4 separate regions of the Homo sapiens genome follow, and all the other regions are linked to region 3. A link is a contact called in ENCODE Hi-C data. All regions are on one chromosome and are shown on one strand. Each heading gives the region's core, a stretch centred on a gene start or an enhancer-like site at or near the end of the contact. The rest is flanking DNA. Distances are from core to core; before and after follow the strand shown.

Region 1 (4,366 bases), core at 579-3,078, 2.1 Mb before region 3:
CTCCTTCCCACTGCAGGGCCACTGCACTTGCTGCTCTCTCTGCCTGGAAAGCCTTTCTTCCAGCTCTAGTCATGGCTGGATCTGTCTCCTCATTCAAGGTTTTAGATTCATCACCACTTCCTTCAGGAGGCACTCCCTAGTTACCTTGTCTTTCAAAGTTGAAGCATAGGAAACTGCTATTTTTATAGGTCACAAATGGTTGAATACTGGCAATTTCTTATAGCTCAAGCTAATGAAATAGCCCCCTACACCCAAGTCATTCTCTATCCACTTATCTTGCTTAACTTTGTCTTCACATCCTCTCTTCCTTCTGTCTCTTTCTAGTCTATGTTTACCTAAGTAGCATACTTTCCCCATTCTCTGTATATCATACATTCTCATGTTATATTATCTATTATACTACTTTGTATTATTGTTTTCTAATATTTTACTGTTTATTTTCTGTCTTCCCCACTATCATGTAAGCTCTATGAGAGCATGGGCTTTGTCTGATTTCCACACTGCTGTATCCCCAGGGCCCTGAACTGAGCCTGGCATACAGCAGGCCCTCAATACATATTTACAGAATGAACAAGCATCCTATATATCCAAGCCCCTTAACCAGAGGTTAGTATTGATGAAGTACTTATTATGTGCCAGTCTTTTCACATAGAAACACCTCACAATATCTCAGTGAGGTGAAACATGGCAATAATAAACACATTCTAGTGCTGAGTACATACTTACGAAGTGCCAGCTGCTGTTCTGACCATTTTTACTCATTTAATTACATGAGGCAGGTGGGGTGTCCTATTTTTTAGAAGGTGTCCTATTACTGTTCCCATCTTACAGACAAAGAAACTGAGGCACCAAGGGTTTATGCTACCAAGATCACACGGGTGGGTAACCGTCAGTGCTGCCTGATTTCACAGCGTCTGCTATTAATACAGCACAGCAGACCTGGTAGCCCTAAATTCAAATACCAGTTCCACCTCCACCATGTATTCAGTTATGTGAGCTAGGGCAATCCACTTAACATCTCTGTGCCTCAGTTTCCTCATCTGTAGGATGAGTATAATAATAGAGCCCACCTCGAAATGGGGTTTGTTTCGAGTATAAGATGAGCTAATGCATGTCAAGTGTTTAGAACACAGACGGGGCCCGGAGCGGTGGCTCATGCCTGTAATCCCAGCACCTTGGGAGGCCGAGGCGAGAGGATCGCTTGAGCCAGGAGTTCGAGACCAGCCTGGGCAACATAGCGAGATCTCGTCCCTATAAAAAAAAAAAAAAGAATGCAGACGGCAACGAGCAAGTGCCATATCGGTGTTTAGTATTATCGTTGTACTATACTGCTTCTAACGTGTTTTGAGCGCTGTCCACTTGAGGTGTGATTTCTGTCTGCAAAATAAAACCAATCCTGCCTCTGGCCCTGGAACGAAGATACCGAGAGACAAAGGAGGAACACAAGGTAGGCAAAATTCCCAAGTCTTCTAGGCTTTCGCCGGCCGCGCAGTCCTCTACTGCCTAAGAACGTCCTCTACAGCGCCCCATCTGCCGATCCCGGACTGACCCCTTCGGGGTTCCGTCCCCACTACCCCCCCCCCCCCCCCCGCCTCTCACCTTCTCATACAAGTTTTCGTCCTCGGGTTCTGGGTCCTCTTGCCACGGTGTGGTCGGTTCTGGGGGCCGCTTTCCCGCCACAGCGGACGGGGCGACCACAGTCCTGGAGAAGCTAGATTCCCAGCGGACGCGGGCGGCCGGGAGCCCTCGCGTCGCCGCTGCCGCCAAAAGACGGCGAGCGCTCAAACCAAACAGCCCAGCCGCCATGACAGATGGTGCTGCAGGGTCTCAGGGGCGGGGAAAGAAATGCGACTGTGCGCAGCTGCAGTGGGTGCGAGCGCGACAATCATCGCCCCGCCTCCGCCACGCTATATAGGTCCCAGATCTGATTTGGTTTTCCAATGAGGCGGGGCGTTGAGCAACCCTCTTTGCCTCCAGTTGTCGTGGCTTCGTGGGGCCAACCATTTTCGGCCAGGCTGAGAAATTTCTTATTGATGGGTCTGCTCATTTCCTGCATAGGAAGAAATCGGTGACATTTGGGTGGATACAGTTCCCAGCCAATCGCCCCGAGTTCCCTCGCCCACTGGGGAAAGAGGCAGAGCTTCCGCTAGTCTTTCATCTTCAAAGGAAATCAAGCTTCTAAAAAGCGGGCCCTGCCGAATTGGCTAATAGCTACTCCTTTTCTCCACTAGGGGAGCGTTCGCAAGGGGTGTGGGGAGGTGGCCAGCGCTTGCCAATCAGAGGAGGCCAGGGCTGTCCCCTAGCGGGCGGTGACCAATCGCCGGGGCCGGCCAGAGCGCGCTTCCTTAGTAGGTGGATGGTGGTCGGAGCGCCGACTCCCTTCTCGTCGTCGCCATTTTGAGCTGGTGACTGTGGCCGGCTGGGAGTAGGCGGCAGTGAGTTTCCCTGGGAGGGCAGCGCGCTTGGCGCTTCTCCCCTCCCCCCGATCTGCCTCCAGTCTCGGACTTGGTTGTTGCGCGCTCCGGCTCCGGCTGAGCTGGGAGAGTTGGAGGAGGTGGCGGCGGGCAGAGGTGATGTCTGGGAGCCCTTCCTTGACAGCCCGGGCCGAGAAGGTGAGCGTCGACGCTGGTCGTGGGGGCGGAGGTAAGGGGCCCGGGGCGGGGACGTAGAGGAGGCGCGAGGGCGGACTTCGGGTCGGGGGAGATGCGCGGAACGGAGGGGTTGGTGCAATGTCTCAACCCGGGAGGGTTTTTTTTTTTTTGGTTTTTTTTTTTTTTTTTTTTTTTTTTGGTGTGAGCAAAGGCGCGTGCGCGACTGGGACATGGGATGGGTGCATGCGGGTTGGGGGAAGGGAGGGACGGATGGGAGTGGGCTACTGTGGATCACTGTGTCGGCTACATCGAAGTTTATCAGTGGGGAAGCGGTTGTCTGCGACTTTGAGTTTGTGCATAGGAGAGGGGATGCTGCTCTGTGTTACTCTGGTGTTTATCGGTCCATGGGGAAATATTCTGTGGTTCTGGTCTCTATTCCTGGGGGATCGGAGGGGGGATGTGACTCTGGTCTTTACCCTTTGAGGGGGGGCGGTCTGTGACTCTGATCCTTATCCATGGGGCGGGGCTTGGGGGACGACTGTCTTTTGATTGACCCTAACCCACTTATTGGGTGGGAAGGGGCATGCAGGGAATGTGTGTGTGACTCATTGCCCCTTCTTTTGGGGAGTTTGTATCTGTGACACTGACGCTCATCCATGGAAAGGGGACCCACTGTGTAATTGTGGTCCTTACTGTGTGTTCCTTCTGTGATGTGGGCCCGTAGTTATTTGGGGCTCGTGTCTGTGACTGGCCCTTGGCTGTGGTGGATGTTACTGTGTGACTCTGGCCCCTTTGCCAGAGTCTCTTGAAGGTTTTTGTGCTCTCAGACGCCAGTGCCTCTGTGTGATTCTAACTCTTGCCCACCTGGGAGCAGGTAACTCGGGTTCCCTGTGGCTTGAGGAGGAAGAGAAAATTGGAGTGTGTTTGTCTGTGTATGTGTGTGCACGAGCATAGAGCAAAGGTGTGGCAGCAACCTAGTGTTGAGCAGGTGCTATTATTGCCTGGCTTTACCTGCTTCTTATTCAGAGGGTGGGGCCTGAAGATCTGGGATTCATCCTGACCTCTGGCTGGGTCACAGGGTTCTCAGGACTCCCTGAGTTCTCACCACAGCCCTGAGGGTTGGATGAAGTGGCTGCTGCTCCATCCCAATAGAAGAGCACAGTGGTTCAGAACAGCCTCCAAAAGGGCCCCTTTTGCCTCTGGAAACCGGGCTTGAGCCCTGGGGAGGGAACCACCTTAGGACCGGGCTGCACATAAGAGACAGGGCTCAGGGCTGAGCCAGTTGCTGTGTGAGGGCCAAGGCTGTGTTGGCCAGGAGCCCAGGGAGGTGGCAGCTGTCTCGTCGCCAAGTTCGCCCCTTCACACACCCCCCCAAGAGCCTTTCATGGTCTTTTGCTGCCTTATAGGGGACAGCCAGCAGCTTGTTGGGAGGATGAGATGGTCCCTTGGGGCCTGTGGAAGGAGCCTGGGGCCCCCATTGTTGTGAAGTCTTGTCTGATGTGCTGAATCTCAGGCAAGACTTTCAGCCCTGAGAGTCCCCTACCCCCACCCTGGGATGCAGCCCCAGGCTTGAATTTGTCTACCTGTCTTAGGTGGCAAAGCCCTGATCACACTGTGGGTGGCCCCGCCAGGTCTCTCTGCAAGATGCCCCCTGTCTGCTGAAGTCCTTGCTGTTTTCTAGGGCAGTGGGCTCTAGCCTTATGTTTGCGGGGAAAGGGAGGAGCAGGCCAAGTAGGGGCTACCTTCATACTGTGATGCACAGGAGTGCTGGGAGC
Region 2 (5,882 bases), core at 1,047-3,546, 3.0 Mb after region 3:
TCAATGCTGATGTTAGCATTAATTCCCAACCCTGAGCATTCTTTAAAGTGATTTACAATAAAGATTCATTCCATCTCTGTCAATAGGGTTAGACTGTTCCCCAGTAACTGTGAGAGGGATAAACTTCAATATACCATTTAAAAGACCTTCTTGTATCTATAGGGCATCAAGGTTAGCCTAAATCCTCATTTATGGTAACCCATTTGGCCTTGTCACACCAGGTTCTAGCACCTCCAGGTTCTACTAAAAGGTGTGTTAACTAATGTAAATCTGGAAGCCATTTCAGTCAGCCTCTTAGTCAGTAGGAAATCCTCTCAGATTTTGCCAAGTAGTTGGCAGCCAACCGTAACTTAGGAAACTGAAATCACAAAGAATGGGGATAAAAATAAGTAACAGGACAGGTGGTTAGGGAGCCTTTTCAGCCTTCTATTAAGAATAGAGTGAAGTTACACAAAAAAAGATTGAGAAGACTACATAAAAGTAAAATTATCTATGCCTCTGAAAACTACACATTTAGGAAGCAAAAACCAGGAAAAGTATTTGCAATGTATGTGACAGAATGGAAGATCAGTATCTTGACATATAACTTACAATCATTAAGATAATTATCTTTAAAACATTGATAAATACTGGTTAGGGTATAAAAAAAACAAGAATTCTCACATAATGTCAGTGGCAATATAAATGGGTATTGTGTTTCTTGCAATGCACCAAGAGAGTTAAAAGCGATCATGCCTTTCAAACCAGTAAATCTATTTTTGGAAATCTATTATAAATAATCAGAGATGGTAAAAAATATATGTGTGCAAAAGTATTCTTTTCATTTAATGAAGGGATAAACTTTAAGAAATCTATCAATGTGCTTTCCTCCTACACATTTCCTTGACTGAATGGCCCTAAAAACTAGTAGTATGAATTTTCTACTAGAAGGCAGAAATGGGAAATTGAAGGAAAGGTGTCAGCTCTATGTAAATCTGAAGAGTACATTTTATCAAACTCGGTCTCATGGATTGCAAATCCTAATACACACATTGTTGTGAATACTGGAGATAACAACAACAATAATTATATGTCTACAATTGCCAGGAACTAAGAACCTGTTGTGCTATTTATGGTGACCACCATCCTCCATGAAGCACGTGCTATTATAACCTTCATTTTGCTCACGTGGAAACTGTGATACAGGAAGAAGCAGTAAATTGCCAAGGTTCTTGGGGTTCCTCAAAGAGGGCACTGGCGTTCAGATCACCGGTCTATCATACACAAGATTATACGCTGGTTTACAGAACGTTTTCCTGCCTCCAGTGCAAGAATGAAATAAAAGACAAACTGGGTAGAGTGTAAAACAGCCAGCAAAACTTTTTTCAAAATGGTAATAATTTAATGCTCACAATAAAGTGCTAAGTGGAAGGGTGAGGGGGAAGCCACGTTGTTTCATCCAGTATCATCCAAACATTATTTAAAAATACACCGTATTTACAAAGATAAACATCTGGAAGAAATAAGGTACTTGTTCATGTATTCAAAACTGTATGTTAAGAACACTCCTCTACACTCTTGTCAGTTTGCCGAAAAGGCAATGGTGAGCAAAAACAAAGCAGAACAATCACAGTTTCTGTTCTTAGAAAGGTTACATGATCACATTTACCAATGAGATAGGGGGTCAGGGGTTATTTTTGCTTTCCATTTCAGTTATTAAGTATTTTTTCGACGCTTCTAGACTGTGTATTGTTTTAGAATGGGAAATGAATAAAAATTTTCAAGCATTTTTCAAATGATTTTTAGGACACGGTAACTCACACTGAAAATCTGAGTTTAAAAAAGATGAACTAACGATGGAATATGAACTCGTGTTTAAAATGCACCTTTGGGAATGAAAAACTCTAAGGAAACAACAAATATTATCAGTGGTCATTGCTGGGTGATGGGACTGAGGGTAAGACTGGCTTTCTTTATTACACTGTATTTGTCCTCCAAATTTTCTACAGTGAGGTTGAGTCACTTCCATAATAAAAGAGTGCGTGCATTTATCAATATAAAACCAGGTCCACAAAGCCCAGTACAACCTGGGGACAGTGAATGACAAGACCATTGAGAGAAGTCAAAATACAAGTTACTAAGGAACCTAGGCATCATCTCAAGAGGAATGCCAATTTCAAAAGCAAAAAGATTTTGTTCATCAGCTCTGAGTTTTCTTAAGAGACACTACCCGCTCCGCTTCACCCCCTAAAAAACAGGCAGCCCCAGCAGCAGGACTTGGCAGGTTTAAGAACCAACCTCTTCTCTCAAAAAAGATTCCGCGGCATTTTTTTCAAGCAAGAAGGGCGGGGGGAGAGGCGAGTTGGGCGTATCCATGGAGCAATATTGCCACCTGCAGGCCACAAGAATGAAGCGCCACCAACCGCGGAAGAAAATTCATCCTTTCTACTGCTTCTCGGCAAAGAGCCGGTAGAGCTAACCTGAGGAAGCTACGCAGAATGAAGATGAGGACCAGAGAATAGACTAGTACCGGTCAGACAGGCCCCGACGAACCGGCCGTACAAGGCAGCCTCCCATAGTCCCGCCCTCGGAACCATAGCAACCCAGCAGGAAGTTCCTGCGCCACCGGAAAAAGCAGCTCTCGGGGCGGGGCTGGCCTAGGATTGACGGGCTCTGGGCCTGCGCATCGGAGTCCGGGGAGGTAGGCGCTAGTCTCCTCAGGGTCAGCCGCAGGACTCCTTCCCTGCTATTGAGAGTTGATGGCTCAGGCTCGCGACCGCTGAAGGCCAGGCTCTACTGCATGGCTGCACCAGCCGCCTCACGTTCGAGACCTGTGCCAATCCCATGGACACTCTCCCAGCCAGCCCCTGGACACGCTTCTCATGTGACGCACGCCCTGTCCTCCTCTCAGCCCTCACAGCACGGATCCTCCCCGGCGACCTCAGCGCCCCCGGGGCTGACCAGGCCGCGGCCGGCTCTCCTCCGTCTTGAGGGGGCCTCCTCCTCCCCACCTAAGTCTCCTCCGCGCGCGGTAATGCTCTGGGCCTCAGGAAAGACCGCGCCCCTTCACGATGTCTATTTCTTGCATCCCGCACTCTCATCATGGGCAGCACCCCATCCAGTCCTAACAGCTCCCTCTCTCCAATGTCCCAGCATCCACAGCCTTCAGCCTCAAGGAGGCCTGTCCACTGACCCCAACCGCGTTCCTCACCATTCACCTTCCTTACCCAGCTTACTCAAAGCTATTAACTCTCGCTCCTCAAACGCATCTCTTCATTTTCCTTCCTCCCTACTCGCCTGGCAACCCCCTGCCTTCCCCCGCCCCCCTGTAACCAAGTAGACAAACAATGTGCACCCTCCACAAGTGTACCTTCTCTCTCCTCTCCCTACAATAGCCCCCACAAGGACTAGCACCAACTCTTCTCATGATATTCCTTGATATTCCCCTGAAAAAACAGGAGCGATTGGAGAGAAACTCTCACCACTTCCCAACAGCAGTGGGCCTGCACTTGTAATCTCAGCTGCCCCACTGGAGGAAGTGACAGGATCCTACTTGAGGCCGGGCCTTCACCTGAATCCCATGCCCTCTACCTTCTCAAGGTAGAGACTTTTGTAGTGATTATCCCTTATTCCTGAATTGTCACATTCTTTCTTTATTCTGGATTCTTCTGTCATCTATAAACATGCTCTTGTTTCTGACATTTTATACAAAATGTAATAAAACAGAAATCAGTTCCTTATCCCATATTTCTCCAAGGTAATGACACATTTCCCTGATGCTCCAAGCAGCAAATCTGTCTTCCCTTGTTCTATAATCATTATCATTACAAACCTCTTCAATGCAGCTTCTACCTGCTCACCTCTCAACAGAAAAATGCTTTTGTTAAAGGCACCGATGGCCTTCATATTGCCTAACACTATGATCACGTCCTCATCCTTTTACACTATATGTCCAGATGCCTTCAGTACATCTGACACCTCCCTCCTTCTCAAAGCTACTCTCCTCCCTCCTTCTTTATTTCCCTCCCTGTCTTCTCTCCTCTTTGCCCTGCCTTGTTTTTCTTCTTAATCATAAAATTATTTTATTGATATTTTAAGTGGCATAAATACAATAAATTTGAGGGAGAATGAGGAAGATGTTAGCTAATGAATAGGTCATGTAGGCCTCCACAAAGCTTCAGGACTAATACAGACATGAACAGACACCTGAGCTTGCCCTTGTAACTCCGCGAACACACCACAAGCTTCAGGATAGTTTGTCTCTGATGCTCAAGTAGTCTCAGGAGTTACCAGACAATGGTGGGGAGAGATAGCTTAGAAGTGACGCTCTCTGTACACACATATAAAAACCGCTGATGCAGCACCTTGTAGGCCCCTTTTAAAGCGTGATGATTCCTGTGATGGTTAATACTGAGTGTCAACTTGACTGCATTGAAGGATGCAAAGTATTGATCCTGGGTGTGTCTGTGAGGGTGTTGCCAAAGGAGATTAACATATGAGTTAGTGGGCTGGGAAAGGCAAACCCACCCTTAATCTGGGTGGGCACCATCTAATCAGCAGCCAGTGCGGCCAGAATGTAAGGCAGGCAGAAAAACGTGAAGAGACTAGGCTGGCTCAGCCTCGCAGCCTACATCTTTCTCTCATACTGGATGCTTCCTGCCCTCGAACATCAGACTCCAAGATCTTCAGCTTTGGACCCAGACTGGCTTCCTTGCTCCTCAGCTTACAGATGGCCTATTGTGGGACCTTGTGATCGTGTGAGTTAATACTACTTAATAAACTCCCATATAGATATATATATATTACTTTTGTCCCTCTAGAGAACCCTGACTAATACAACTCCCTTTGAACTCCAAGTTTATTTTTACAGAGAGCTTGTCCTGCTACTGACAGTGTATTGACTTGTATTTGGTAATCCCTTCCATTTTGTGTTTCTTTATCTGTTAGTCAATCTCCTTCAAACATTCCAAATAAATTTGAATTCTACAAGAGAAAGTACAAATCCTAAAGCCTTCCCTTTATGATCTGGATTTAATATGGGAATCCTTATGTCAACATGAAAGATAAGGAAAACAAAAGAATGTTCTGTTCCAGTCATGGGGGAGTAGAAGGCATGGAGACAGTGTCTCATCCCAGTCTCTCTTCTAAGGGCCTTATCTTACATGTGACAGGTGTGTCAGAGAAGTGGAAGGGAGTTCCAAATAAAGAGATTTTTGCCCAACTGAAATTTAGGACTCAGAAGTTTACTTTTGCAGGATGAAATAGTGAGCTCCTTGGTTAGAATAATGGCTGGAGTTCAGGAATTTCTATTTTTGGAGCTGATCTTGGTTCCTGCAGGGAGCTAACATTCTCTGAGAGGGGGACTGTGGAAGTGGCTGATTCAAGAGCCAGGGGTGCTACCATGAAACAAGCATAAGCCAGATAGGGGCTAGGTGACCCTGCAGCTGAGGCTGTGGTGTGGACAGCCCTGCCCAGATGTGGGAGGGAGATGAGGCCCAGATTCAGAGGGGTCTGCTGATGCCAGCACGGGTGGGCCAAGGCCGAGTCAGCCTGGGAGCACCAGATTCCCTCACAAGCCACCGAGAACACTGCAATCAACATAAGATGTCACCGACCCCTTCCCATTATCACCATGAAGACTGGAAAGCCATACGCACCATTAATCATCTTGGAAAGGAGTAGGGAGGTGGGGCAGAAAACTGGGAGACTGATCATTTTCAGCAAAACAGGGTGAGCATTTATACAAATGGACCATTCACATGATAGCATCAGCTGACACCAGATTAAACATAACTCCAGTATTTTCTCACCTTCTTGTCCAGTACAGAGGTTATACATTCATAATGAAGATCAGATCAGTCTTAGCAAGTAAATGCATCAAAGCCCCCAATCAGGTCTGAGAA
Region 3 (6,449 bases), core at 1,222-3,721:
TCCCCTCTATACTGGACTATATCCTCTCTCATGGAGGGCTTCTCGGGAAGGAGACTGGGAGGGCTGGGAGTTGGGGGTGAGTAGGCAAGATTAAACGGGTCAGGAAAAGTCCCCAGAGACAGGGGCCTCTGACAAAGACTTGAAGGAGATGAGGGAGGGAGCCAGCTAGATATCTGAGGAACTCCAAAGGAAACAGCCAGGGCAAAGGTCCTGAGGTGGGAATGTACCTGATTTGTTCAAGGTCTACAAGGGGGCTGGTGTGGTTAGTGTGGAGAGAGCAAGAAGAGAAGCTGGAGGTGAGGTCAGAAAGGGGACTCGGAGGTTAGACCACGCAGGACCTTGTAGGCCATGGTAAGGACTTTGGCTTCAACGCTGAGTGAGGAGGAAGGCATGACAGGGTTGCAAGCAGAGGAGAAACACAAACCGTGTTAGGATTTAACAGGAAGCCCCTGAATGCTGAGTGTACAATGGGGTCTAGGGCCTGAATGTGGAAGCAGGGGACCAGCAAGGAGCTGGCTACTGCAGTAGTCTAGGTGACTGGTGATAGTGCTGGCAGTGGAGGTGGTGAGAAGAGGATGGATTTGGTAAATATTTTTAATAGACAGCCAAAAGGATTTGTTGAAGACTGAGAGTCTTGGAGCCAGATCGGGACAGACAATGCCCAAACCAGGTGGGCAGGAAGGAGTCCCTGGACTATTTGCCAGCTTGAACTTTTAGGTGAGAAAAAAATAAAGTTCTGTCTTGCTTAAGCCCCCATTATTTTATGATTTTTCTGTTACTTGCAGCTGAACATATTCATTTCTAACTCATGGACATCCTGAACATGGAGACCTGGGGAGAGGGGCTGCTGGAAGGATCACCTCCCTCCTAGGATGCTGTGAGGTTCTAATGAGATAACAGCATGCTCAGAACCTGGCACTCAGTAGGTGTTCAGTAAATCTTCCCAGGATGGAGAAGGAATGTATGAATGGATGTGTTCAGCGGACAAAAGCTGCAGTTGAGTTCCCACAGAAGGTGAGACCCCAAAGGGAGAGCGAAAGGAGTTTACTAGATGGAAGCAGCAGAAGGAACAGCACTCTTGGGAGAGGGAACAGTAGAAGCAGAGATGGGGGGACAGAAAGAAGGGAGGTGAGGCCCCTGTGGGGTGTGGAGTGTCAGGTTGGGCAAGAAGGACAGGGCTTTGATTGTGATTCCATTAGTCAGAAGCTACCCATATGCCCAATCAACTTCTGGTAGCACACAGTCAGGTCAGTGTTTGCTGAGCTGAAATTTAAAAAAGTGAATCCTTCAGAAAGTTAAATTTCCTATTCGGCCATTCATTCAACAATAGTATCAAGTCCTGGAGAGTGCTTGCGGCTAACAATCAGGGGCATTCTTGGCTTGTGGCACTGCTCAAGAAAAGGTTGTAGTTGGGCAGGGAGGACCCAGTAAGTAACTAACTGCAACAGGACAGTCATTTTCACTTTCCTAGTTCACACACCAAGGTGTGGTCTAGGCCTTCAGGGGCTCTGGGTATTCCTGGGGCAATGGGGAGTCACGGAGGGTTAGGGAGAGGGTAACCCCATCCCTGAGAAGCACATTTTTCCTAATGGCTGCCTGCGTTCTATGGTTCTGCTGTCCGGCCACCCAATACCTCAGACTCTGTCTACACAGCGTCCTCCTCTCCAGCCTCCTTATTGGCTACTCATGCCTCCCTTCACACCACCTACACTGCCCCCGTCGGCTCTGCTTTTTTCCCCATCTTGCCTCCAAGTCCTCCCTCCGTCCCGCTGCACTATCTAGCCTCGGCATTGGCTCATCCCATACTAGTACTGTCCTTTGAGGTCTCTACGCCTTCACCCTGGCTCCCTCATTGGCTATCCGCCAGCTCTCGTCCTCGCTCCCGCCTTCAGCCTCCACCTCCATTGGCTCGGCTCCCTACACACCCGCCTCTTGGTCTCCTTTTAGCCTTCGTATTGGCTAGCTCCACCTTGGCACCACCCCTTCGAAGCCGCAGTGCACGCTCACAAGCCTCCCCATTGGCTCGCTGCAGCCATTGTCGTCATCCCACGCGTGGCTCTCCATTGGCTGTTCTCTCTCTCTAGCTACCGTTCCACCGCCTACGCAACCCGCGGGATCTCCCACTTTTTGGGCCTCTGCGTTCGTTCCCGGCTGCCCTCATCGCCTGTAGCCATTCCACTTTTCCCACCGCCCACATGCCTCTCTCGCTCAGACTTCCGCATTAGCTGTCTGCTTCTGTTTTCTTCATCATGGATTTCGCACCACCCCCATTCCGGCCTCTCCATTGATTCCTCGATCATCCCGCCCCCTACACCGCCCACTCCCGGGCATCCCCATTGGCTGCGTGCTTCTCCGGCTCTCAATTCGCTGTACGTCATCCGTGCATGGCTGCCCATTGGCCCTCTGCAATACTTGTCTTCATCTCACCGCCTATGCCCCCGTGAGCCGTACCCCTCCGCGCTGGCCTTCCCATTGGCTGCCCGCCCCTTCAGGCCCTGCCCCCGCCGGTCCCGCCGCCGGTGCCGTCGGTGCCGCCGCCGCCGCCGATATGGCGCGTACGGCCCCTGTGGAGCCCCCGCTGCGGCATTCCGCGCCCCCCTCGCCGGCCGCGGGTGAGCCCCGCACCTCGGTCGAGGCGGCGGTGGCCCCGCGGAGGGTGCTGTTCGCCGACGAGGCCTTGGGGCTGCCGCTGGCGCAGTTGCGCCGCTACCGGCCGTGGGGCGGGCCCGGGGCGGGCAAGATGGCGGCGGCGGCCGGGCAAGATGGCGGCGGCGGCGGCGGGGCCGACGAGGACGACGATGGCGAGGATGGGGATGAAGGGGAGGAGGAAGAGGAGGCTTGCCCCGAGCCCTCACCGCTGTGCCCCGTCCCCGCTGGCGGGGGGTTTTACCTGGTCCCCACATTTTCGCTGCCGCCCGCGCCGGGCCGTCTGGAGCGCTTGGGGCGCGTCATGGTGGAGCTGGAGGCGCTGCTGCCGCCTCCCGGAGCGGTCCCCGGGGGTGCCGGGGTGTGGGTGCCTGGGGGCCGCCCGCCGGTGCTGCGCGGGTTGGTACGCGTGCTGAACCGCTCCTTCGAGAAGGCGGTGCACGTGCGGGCCTCACACGACGGCTGGGCTTCCTTTTGCGACCACCCAGCGCGCTACGTCCCGCGCAGCCCGCCGTGGGCAGGAGCGGGAGGAACAGGAGCAGGAGATCCCATCCTGGATCCGGGGCTCGGCCTGGGTCCCGGCCAGGCATCCGCCTCCTCGCCCGACGACGGCGGCCGCACCGACCGCTTTGCCTTCCAGCTGCCCTTTGCTGAGGGCGCGGGCGATGGGGCGCGCCTCGACTTCGTGGTGCGCTATGAGACCCCTGAGGGCACTTTCTGGGCCAACAACCACGGCCGCAACTACACAGTCCTGCTCCGGATCGCACCCGCTCCCACACCCACTGATGCCGAAGGGCTGCCCCAGCAGCAGCAGCTGCCGCAGCTGGAGCCACAGCCCGAGTGCCAGGGTCCCGTGGAGGCTGAGGCCAGGCAGCTGAAGAGCTGCATGAAGCCGGTGAGGCGCAGGTAATGTCAGCCAGCGCCACCTCCGCCAACGCAGGGCTGTGTCTGGGATGGAGGACAAGCATTCCGGCCCAGGAACCCCTCAGGCCTGCTCTCCAGGACAGGGAGGAGGGTGCATTGAGTCAGTCAGTCAAAGAGTGATGGAGGTCAAACACGTGCTAGGCACTGTTTTAACTGGGGTTTTATTCCTCCATTTATTGAGTTCCACTGTAAAGCCCTGAACAAGACAGACATCTACCCTACCCTCAAGGATTCATACAGGCTCCTATGGGAGACAGTTTGAAAAAACAAGCAAGCAAGCAGATAGGATAAATAGGGACAAAGTTAGCTGCTGAAGGGAGTAAGGGGATAGATTGGGAGGGAATGACTGTGTCAGACATGCTGTTAAAGGGAGGGCCTTTGAGGAGGTGAGTCCCGAATGATGATAAAGAAGAGTTATGCAGATACGGTGGGGAGGTGGGGGAGAGTTTGTAGGAAAAGGAACAGGGAGGACTTTTCTGAGGAGGTTTCATTTAAACTAAGTCCTGGATGATGAATAACAGTTATGTGCATATATGGAACAAGGGTGTTCTAGGTAGAGGAAACAGCAAGTGCAAAGGTCCTGGGGTGGAAATGAGCTTGGTGTGAATGATCAGCAGTGTGCTGGAGTGGAGAGAACTGCAATGACATAGTGTGGACCAAGGGCTTTGCCAGTGGGGGGTAGAGCAGATTCTCTTTCTGACAGAGCAGGAAACCAGGATTCCAGAGGTGGAGAAACTGGTTGAGGCAGTGATGGCACCTGGCTCTTCCAGTTCACCCATGCCTGACCTTGAAGCCTGTGCACTCTACTGTTAACGCTGTAATCTACTTTTGAGTCCTGTGGAGGCGAGGGGCTGAGCCCATGCTCTCACAAGAAAGCAGTGGCTCTAGCAGAGAGACAGAACCAGATGGGTACTGGACTTGAAGTTTTTGTCCCTTGTTTTTTTGCCACACCACCTGTGATCATTTAGGGACAGGGAGAAATAATCAGTTATACCCCAGGGGGCCCCAGAAGATTTCCCTAGGTTTCCTCTATCAAGCTATGAGTTCTTTAAGGGCAGCAGCTAGTCCTGATTCTTTTTGCGGTCACCTAAGTCTGGCCCAGGATCACTAGATTCTCCCTAAAATGTATACATTTCCCTGTTCCTGGGAGGACTGGGAATGGAAATGGGAAAATGCTTTTTGGACCTTGTATGTATACGCTTGGTCAGAAGCCCCTGGCTGCAGTAAGACATTTGTGGGTTCTGCTGGTTCTGGTAAGGCCTTAGGCTGTGAGTGGTTCAGAAAGGTCTAGCTCCGGTCTGGTGGGCAGATGTGCCTGGGTAACTGAGCAGGCAGGCAGGTACCCACTCACCCACCTGTGAGCCCCACCATAATCTGAGACTTCATTTAAAGGGGGCAGGCAGCATGGTTTTTCTTACAGCATTAAGAGTGTGGATTCTGGCATAGATTGCCTGGGTTCAAATCCTGGCGCTGCCACTTACTGGCCTTGTGACCTTGGCCAACGCATTTAACTACACCATGCCTCAGGACCCTCACCTGTAAAACAGAATTATAGCATCTACTTTACGGGATAAGAGTAAAGGTGCTCAGAACCGAGTCTGGCTCAAAGTAGTATCATACAGGTGTTAGCTAGTGTCAGTATTTAGGGAGCCACACCTACAGTTTCCTGGATTCCTCTCCTAAATTCGGCTCCGCCCATCAGCTGTGTGGCCTTGCCTCCGTTTCCTTCTCTGCTAAGGGAAATGACAGTCACTTTGCATGGTTGGATTGAATGCAGCAAACATGGGCAAGGTAACTGAAGCATGGTGGTAACTGCAAAAGATAACTGGCCAGCATTTACTGATTTCTGTGCTATGAACATCAGATCCATTCTCTCCGTGAGGCCTGCTGTGCATGCTGTGTTGTGTAGGTGCTATGATTATCCCCATTTAGTAGAGGGGAGACAGGTAGCTCAGAGAGATGAGCCAGCTTGCTCAAAGCCTCTCAGCTAGTGAGTGACAGGGCCAGGGAAGAAATGCTAGGGACATTTATTTTTTTCTATTTTTTTTTTTTAAACTGGTCCTCTAGAAAGCGTGGCATGATTCAGGGCAAATTCTGGATTTCACTCTTGGTGTTCCCAGCATGTCGTGCTTTCCTTTTACCTTTTTTTTTTTTTTTGCTTTATCGAGGTATACCTACATAAAGTGTACTGATATTCTGTGTATAGCCCAGTGGATTTGTACATATGTATGCACTTGTGTAGCCACCACCCAGATGAAGATACTGAGCAGGTCCAGTACCCCAGAGCTACCTTCATTTCTATCACTTTCCCAAGCTGTCATCCCCGCCGGCTGTCATGGGAACCCTGTCTGTAAGATGCGACAGTTTGGGTAAAGGAGTTTGGTCATTTTAAAGAGTGTGAAAGGCAGAGAACAGAGAAATCAAAACCTTGCAGGGCCAAGGTGGGTGGAGAGGGTGTTTTTCTTTTAACATACATGGGCGGTTTTAAGGAGAAATTGAAGCAGCCTGTTCAGACAATTGTTTTGGTATCTGGCCCCAGGTCTGTGGTTCCTAACATGACTTGTGATATTATTTTAAGTGGGCAGATGGCTTTTTGATAGCTTCTTTATCTTTCGATCTCAGCTCTTGCAAAGGGGAGGTTGGTGCTCATTGCAAGATCAGCGATAAGGGTTTCTTTGTAGGTCGGTGGCTTTCTTGGTGAGTACATTTCAACATATTATTGTTTTAGAACCTGTGTGCTGCCAGTGACTTGCAGCACTGTTGAAGACTAGCCACCCTTTGTGACCTAGCCCTCTTGGGAAATGGCGGAGGATCTCAGGGTATATCCCTTACCTGTGGGAGCCCTATCAGAGGGCTTCCTGTTGAGGAAATGTTGGCTG
Region 4 (6,197 bases), core at 960-3,459, 2.0 Mb before region 3:
ACTCTACTGTGTGTGTTTGTTTTTTGAGACAGAGTCTCTGTCGCCCAGGCTGGAATGTGGCGGCACAATCTTGGCTCACTGCAACCTTTGCCTCCTGGGTTCAAGCGATTTTCCTGCCTCAGCCTCCTGAGTAGCTGGGATTACAGGCGTGCACAACCACGCCCACCTAATTTTTTATTTTTAGTAAAGATGGGGTTTCACCATATTGACCAGGTTAGTCTCGAACTCCTGACCTCAAGTGATCCACCCACCTCGGCTTCCCAAAGTGCTGTGATTACAGGTGTGAGCCACCAAGCCCAGCCTCTACCGTGTCTTTCTAAGCACTTTAGTGATGTTTCAGCTTGCAGCCTCATGGTGCCATGATGACTGCCATGTCCCCAGAGATGGAAAAGCAAGCAGGGAAGACAGAACACCTTCCTTACCTGTCTGTGTTCTTTTAACGGCTGGAACTTCCACAAGCTCCTCAGCAGACTTCCTGTGCCATTTCTTGGCTAGAATCAGATGACATGGCCACTTCTGGCAGCAAGGGAGGATGGGAAAAGGAGGGCCTTGCAAAGGGGGACAGGATTGCCAGGCTGGATTTAAAAGGTCTAGAACTCACCCAACTGCTCTGGGAAGTGGTAGGGTCACTGGTGTGGGCAGAGGTTGGCCTCTGGAAGGTGGAAAAAAAAAAACGGTCTAGGGCTGGGAAAGGAGGTCTCTTGGATTTACCTGGCTGCCCAGATAAATGGGGAGGGGGAGTCTGCAGAGGGGCAATGGGGAGAATCAATTCAGAGAATCTGACAAGATTCAACTGGGCTTGAAGAGCAGCTATCTGCCATGTGTCTGACTCAACTCAAATGCCACTTTCTTTGGGGACCCTTAAGTGAAAGGCCTGCTCCCTTTCCTCACCCAGAGCTTACACAACTGAGTTTGTGACCCCTCATCTATGCCAGGTCTGGGCTGGGGGCTGGAATCACAGTAATAAAGACACAATCCCTGCCCCGCAGAGATTAACTGAAAATAGGTAAATTATGAAATTGTGAGGGGGAAGGGAGGTTCGAAATTAAAGTCATCATCAACGGGGCTGGCAGCCCCAGCAGAGGAAAGAATAGCATAGCCTAGAGCAGTGGTTCTCAACCAGAGACATTTTTCCCCCAAAGGACATTTGGTAATGTCTGGAGATACTTGGTTGTCCTGAGGGGTACTACTTGGTATCTAGTAGGTAGAGGCCAGGGATGCTGCTACATATCCTGCAATGCCCACAACAAAGAAATGACAGTGCTGAGGTTGAGAGACCCTGGCCTAGTCCAAGGGTTCTCAAACTTTGGGTCTCGGGATTCCTTTATGTTCTTAAAAGTTTAAGATATTCAAAAGAGTTTTTGCTTATGTCATATAGCCTCTGGATTCAGAAGCCTCTGGATAATCACACTGTACACCCCTGAGAGAATGAGAGTGAAAAAGTATTGTGAAAATAGTTTTCATTTTGTGAAACCCCAAGAGGATTTTTGGACCGGTAGACAGGCTGGGACCACTGGGACCACACGGTTGGAGAATGTTTGGCCTGGTGTTTAAGGTCACAGCTCTGAAACCAGATTTCTCAAGTCTAAACTGCAGCTCCACCACTAATTAGCTGAGGGACGTTTCTGGTACTCAGCGTCCCCATTGTTACCCATGGGTGACAAGGACAGTACCTGCTGCCTGAGGCTACTATTTTAGTCCAATAAAGCACTTAAACTGGGCGGACAGCTAGTTTAGTTATGATTGCTATGACTCCAACAAACATAGGGCCTGGGGCTAACTTGTCTTCAACACCTTGTCTAGTGAATAAATCTAGTTCAGGAAGAGAAACAACAGCCCGCAGGCCTCGGTGGGTCTCTGGAGGTGGAAACCTCTTTTGCATTGGGTTTTGATGGTACAATGAAGGGCATTCTGATCAGGCTAACAAAAACACTGCTCCCAGGGTAGGAGTCCTAGCCCACCTCGGGAACCTCAGCCTCCACTTTCCATGCCACCTGTGCCCTAAGTCTACAGGGCGTTAGGACCCCACAAGGCACTTTTGTCTTTCTTGGTTCCCACTGAAGATTTTACCCCACCTAGCCCTTCGACGCGTCTGTGCACGGGGCCATTTCCAATATGGCAGTAGCCCCGCGACTGTTTGGGGGGCTCTGCTTCCGTTTCCGGGACCAGAATCCGGAAGTGGCTGTTGAGGGGCGTCTTCCAATCTCGCACAGCTGCGTTGGCTGTAGAAGAGAACGGACGGCGATGGCGACGGTCGCAGCAAATCCAGCTGCTGCTGCGGCGGCTGTGGCGGCGGCAGCGGCGGTGACTGAGGATAGAGAGCCACAGCACGAGGAGCTGCCAGGCCTGGACAGCCAGTGGCGCCAGATAGAAAACGGCGAGAGTGGGCGAGAACGTCCACTGCGGGCCGGCGAAAGCTGGTGAGGCTGGGCTGCGGTGGAGCCTCGGCAGAGGGAACGGTGGGGGCATTGACAACCGCTGGGGATTCGGCGGCCGAGGGCCGCGGGAAAGCTGCTGCGGGGTGCGGGGGCGGGGGAGTGGCCGGCGGGACAGCGGGCTAAAGGGGCGGGGAAGTGCCTTTGAATGAATCGCAACGTCTGGAAAAGGGGCGGGGCCTGTGTGGTGCAGTCTGACGCCTGAGAACAAAATGGGGTTTGTTGTGATGAGACCAGTTTCGGTCCTGGAGGTGGGGCCGGGCCTGCGTAGTGAAACTGCGTAGGAACCTGGGAAGAAGGTGGGTTCTGCTACATAAGGCGGGGGCGCGGCCTGCGCTGCGTAATGCAACTTTTGGGGGCGAGGAGCGGTTTCCGATTGCTCCGGGGCGGCTGGGAACGAGGCGAGCTTTGTGACGTCAGCAGAAGAGCGGGATGGAGCCGAACGGTCCGAGGGAGGGAGCGGGGACCTCCGTGGGGGAGGGGGGAGGAGCCTGGAGCCTGGGAACGAGGTTAGGTTGGTGACGTGAGCTGAGGGGCGTGCTCTGAGGCCGAGGGACGACAGTGGAGGGGAGGTGGTGCCTATGAGGCAGAAAATGGCGCCTGCGAATAAGCAAAGTTTATGACGCGCCGTGGTTTTTGATTCTGGCGGAAGCCTTCCCGAGTCGAGAGAACGTGCAGGTGATTAGCACCGGAGGGGCCTTCCATGTTTAATTGGTTTTCTGTGTTGGTACTGTTTTGTTTTTAGAATCAAGAAAAAGTCGTTTTTTTAAAAAATAGAATTTTGATAAATCGGCTTGTTTTACTGATTTCTTGCTAAACAGTCCTTCTTGAAATTTACTGCTTCTGAGTTCATTTTATTTCTCGCCGAGTTGCATCTCGTTTTTTAATTGTGAAATACGTAAGACTTAAAAAGATTATATAAAACATTTACGCAGCCCAGATTGACGGACATCCTGTTAAAATAAACGGCCTACACTCTTCAAAAATGTCAGGATCATGAAAGACAAAGGCTGAAGAACTGTTCCAAATTGAAGGAATTAATGCAATTTAACGAGTCATGATAACTAAATGCAACATGTGATCCTCGATTGGATCCTGGAACAGAAAAAAAAATTATTTTAAAAATCAATTTTTTATCATAAGATTATTTTTGTCTCTTTTACTGTAAAAGGCAATGGAAACGTCGGTGAAATTTTATTAAAGTGGGTAGATACTAGTACTACTAATAATTGTGATCATTGTGGCTGTGAAAAATAATATCCTTGTTTATAGGAAATACTGAAAAATTTAGGGATAAGAACGCATCGTGTAAGCAGTTTATTCTCAAATGCCTGAAAAATTAGCATATATAAATTTATATATGGCGAGGGGAAATAAAATTGGGGAGATGTTGGTCAAAGGATACAACATTTCAGTTAGACAAGAAAAATAAGTTCAGATCTATTGTACAACTATAGTTAATAAATTCATTGTATACTTGAAAATTACTGAGAGAAGATTTTACATGTTCTACCACCCCCCAAAAAATAAGTATGTGACGTAATGGATGTGTTAATTGCCTTGACTTAGTCATTCCACAATGTATACATAAGTCAAAACTTCATGCTGTACACTCTAAATATATGCAATTTTTGTCCATTTTAAAATAAATAAAAATACCAAAAAATGCATGTAAAGAAACAACGATTGAGCAAATGAGTAAAATATTAGATTTGGAGAATCTGGATGAAGGACATATGGGGATTCTCTGTATTATTTTTGCCATTTTTCTCAATCTATTTCAAAGTTTAAAAATTAAATAATAAATAAAAACGTGTGAATTCACCATCCATGTTAAGATTCAGAACACTGTCTTAAGAAATCCTTCTGTGCCCCTCCCAGATGGAAATTCCCCTCCTTGCTCCATGGGAAACTGTTATCCTGAATTTTGAGTTAACAGTCTCTTCCTTTTCTTTAATGTTTTACCACAGCTGTATGCATCCCTAAGCGGTATGTATTGTCTAAGCTTTCACTTTATACATATATGGAATACATATATATAAAATTCTACTGGATGCATACTGTGAGCCCTTATCTTCGCATCGGGTAATACATGGTATCCACATGGCATCATTGGTGATGTTAACCTTGATCACTTGGTTATGGTAGTGTTGGCCAGCTTTCTCAACTGTAAAGGTACCATTTTCCTCTTTACATATGCAGTAATTATTTTTAAAACATGTATCATGTCCAGCCATTCCTCAAAATACTCTTAACAGCTTCCCATCTCTTGCAGCGTAGATGCTAAAATCCTTACAATGAATTGCAAGCCTTTATGAAGCTGGTCTCCTGCTTGCATTCTGATGTCTTCCCATATCTCTCCTCTGATTACGCACTCCCTCCCTGTCTCCATCCAGGCCGGCCATATTGGACTCTTGCTGTTCCTCAAACACATCTAACCTTAGGGCTTTTTCGAGTGAGGTTTACTCACTACAGAGTTCTTTAATAACCACACCAGTGAAATGTGTATCTCTGTTACTGGGGAGATGAGTTGAGATTTTCCAAATCGGGAATACAAACCCAAGCCGTGTTTTTCTGCCATTACGTCACACTTTTCCAGCAAGAAAAAGCCTCATTTCATCCTGAGAATAAACAAAATAACCACAGTGTTTTGTAACTCATTTGAAGATGTTCAAAAGGGCCTTGAGGCTTTGATCCTTGCCTCTTCCTACCTTTGTAGCCTTGTGATTGTGTCACTGGTAGGACATGACATCCTGTCATCCTTGATAATACGCTTTAAAATTACCCCACCAGTACTGGGTTTTCTTTTGGGATGATGAAATATTTTGGAACTAGGGAGAGGTTGTGGTTGTACAACATTGTGAATGTTCTAAATGCCGCTGAATTGTTCACTTTAAGATGGTTAATGTTATGTTATGTGAATTTCACCTCATTAAAAAAATTACCACACCAGTGTTGGTTCAGTGTTGAAGCCGGTTTGTCTCTGCTGTCATGGGTATTATCATGAAGCATTTTTGCTAAACTCCACTTTGTTAATGCTTCTCTAGTAAGAGCAAAGCATCTCAAGGTTCTTTATTGCTGTCCATTTTCCATTTTACAGGGGTTTGCTTAAGTGGCCAGGATATATGTGTTTATAAAGCATTTTGAAGTCATGGACTAACCCCAAATCATATATCTTGTATCAGTATTAATATTTGCACCTTCTGTCTTTTGTCAGCTGGCAGATTTGGGTGAGGGTAGTTAATTAATTTGGTCATCACAACTGATTTAATTTCTGGGAGAAGCTTGTATTTTAAGGCAAATTCAAATCTGTAATAATATAGCCTCCTTGGAAATTTTCACTTTTTCCTTTTGTGGGATGAACCATCTTCAAACACAAATCAGACACAAGAGAAAACTAGAAGACAGAAAATAAAGAATTGTTTAGCAACTTTTTTCCATAAGCACATATTTCATATCATTTCAACAAATTTGAGGAAGCACGAATAAACCTAAGTGACTTTAGCAAGATCAGTTGTACCTGTATATACTGGCAGCAAGAAACTAGAAAATTAAAATTTATGATACCATTTATGATAGCATCCAAAAAATTGAATACCCAGCTGTAAATATAATAATTTGGGTGTTATTGATACAGACCATGACACCTTTGTTGTGACTGCCACCTGGCCTGACAGAGATTGTGAGACATCCTGATTTCAGAGATGTTAACAATGATTTTTTTAAAGTGTCTTTGACTTGAAGCAATATGGTAATAATTTT

What was found. A loop is a pair of places that touch in the nucleus more often than their neighbours do. Pooled maps may share reads with other maps.
Region 1: a pooled map shows a loop between it and region 3 (12-fold over the local background). The contact joins the promoter of NDUFB11 here to the promoter of PPP1R3F in region 3. A Hi-C loop is called at or near these places in 8 of 50 pooled maps.
Region 2: a map of B cell shows a loop between it and region 3 (21-fold over the local background). The contact joins the enhancer-like site here to the promoter of PPP1R3F in region 3. A Hi-C loop is called at or near these places in 2 of 168 maps with a recorded cell type or tissue (B cell and heart right ventricle) and 8 of 50 pooled maps.
Region 4: a map of gastrocnemius medialis shows a loop between it and region 3 (14-fold over the local background). The contact joins the promoter of USP11 here to the promoter of PPP1R3F in region 3. A Hi-C loop is called at or near these places in 1 of 168 maps with a recorded cell type or tissue (gastrocnemius medialis), 1 of 37 single-sample maps with no recorded cell type and 7 of 50 pooled maps.

Annotation. Positions count from the first base shown.
Region 1 is chrX:47,142,874-47,147,239 of GRCh38, forward strand. NDUFB11 (NADH:ubiquinone oxidoreductase subunit B11) reads right to left here and starts at 1,829. Exons shown (of 3, transcript NM_001135998.3): 1 at 1,600-1,829. The coding sequence starts at 1,806. RBM10 (RNA binding motif protein 10) reads left to right here and starts at 2,348. Exons shown (of 24, transcript NM_005676.5): 1 at 2,348-2,612. RefSeq lists an enhancer at 2,372-2,641.
Region 2 is chrX:52,259,280-52,265,161 of GRCh38, forward strand. The region is part of intron 1 of LOC105377209 (a long non-coding RNA gene); the gene reads right to left. Among named protein-coding and RNA genes, the nearest start is that of SNORA11D, 72 kb to the left of the region's middle. RefSeq lists enhancers at 2,225-2,584, 2,397-2,898, 2,899-3,398 and a silencer at 2,271-2,529. Within about 2 kb of position 2,297, at least 38 of the 41 ENCODE cell types and tissues checked have a DNase peak (open chromatin) inside an H3K27ac peak, as active enhancers do; they include B cell and heart right ventricle, where a contact is called at or near this core.
Region 3 is chrX:49,267,322-49,273,770 of GRCh38, forward strand. It overlaps PPP1R3F (protein phosphatase 1 regulatory subunit 3F), which reads left to right and starts at 2,472. Exons shown (of 4, transcript NM_033215.5): 1 at 2,472-3,552. The coding sequence starts at 2,549. RefSeq lists enhancers at 1,561-2,060, 1,758-1,807 and a silencer at 2,508-2,747.
Region 4 is chrX:47,230,800-47,236,996 of GRCh38, forward strand. USP11 (ubiquitin specific peptidase 11) reads left to right here and starts at 2,210. Exons shown (of 21, transcript NM_001371072.1): 1 at 2,210-2,420. The coding sequence starts at 2,245. RefSeq lists a cis regulatory region at 1,865-3,087 and enhancers at 2,090-2,139, 2,565-3,148.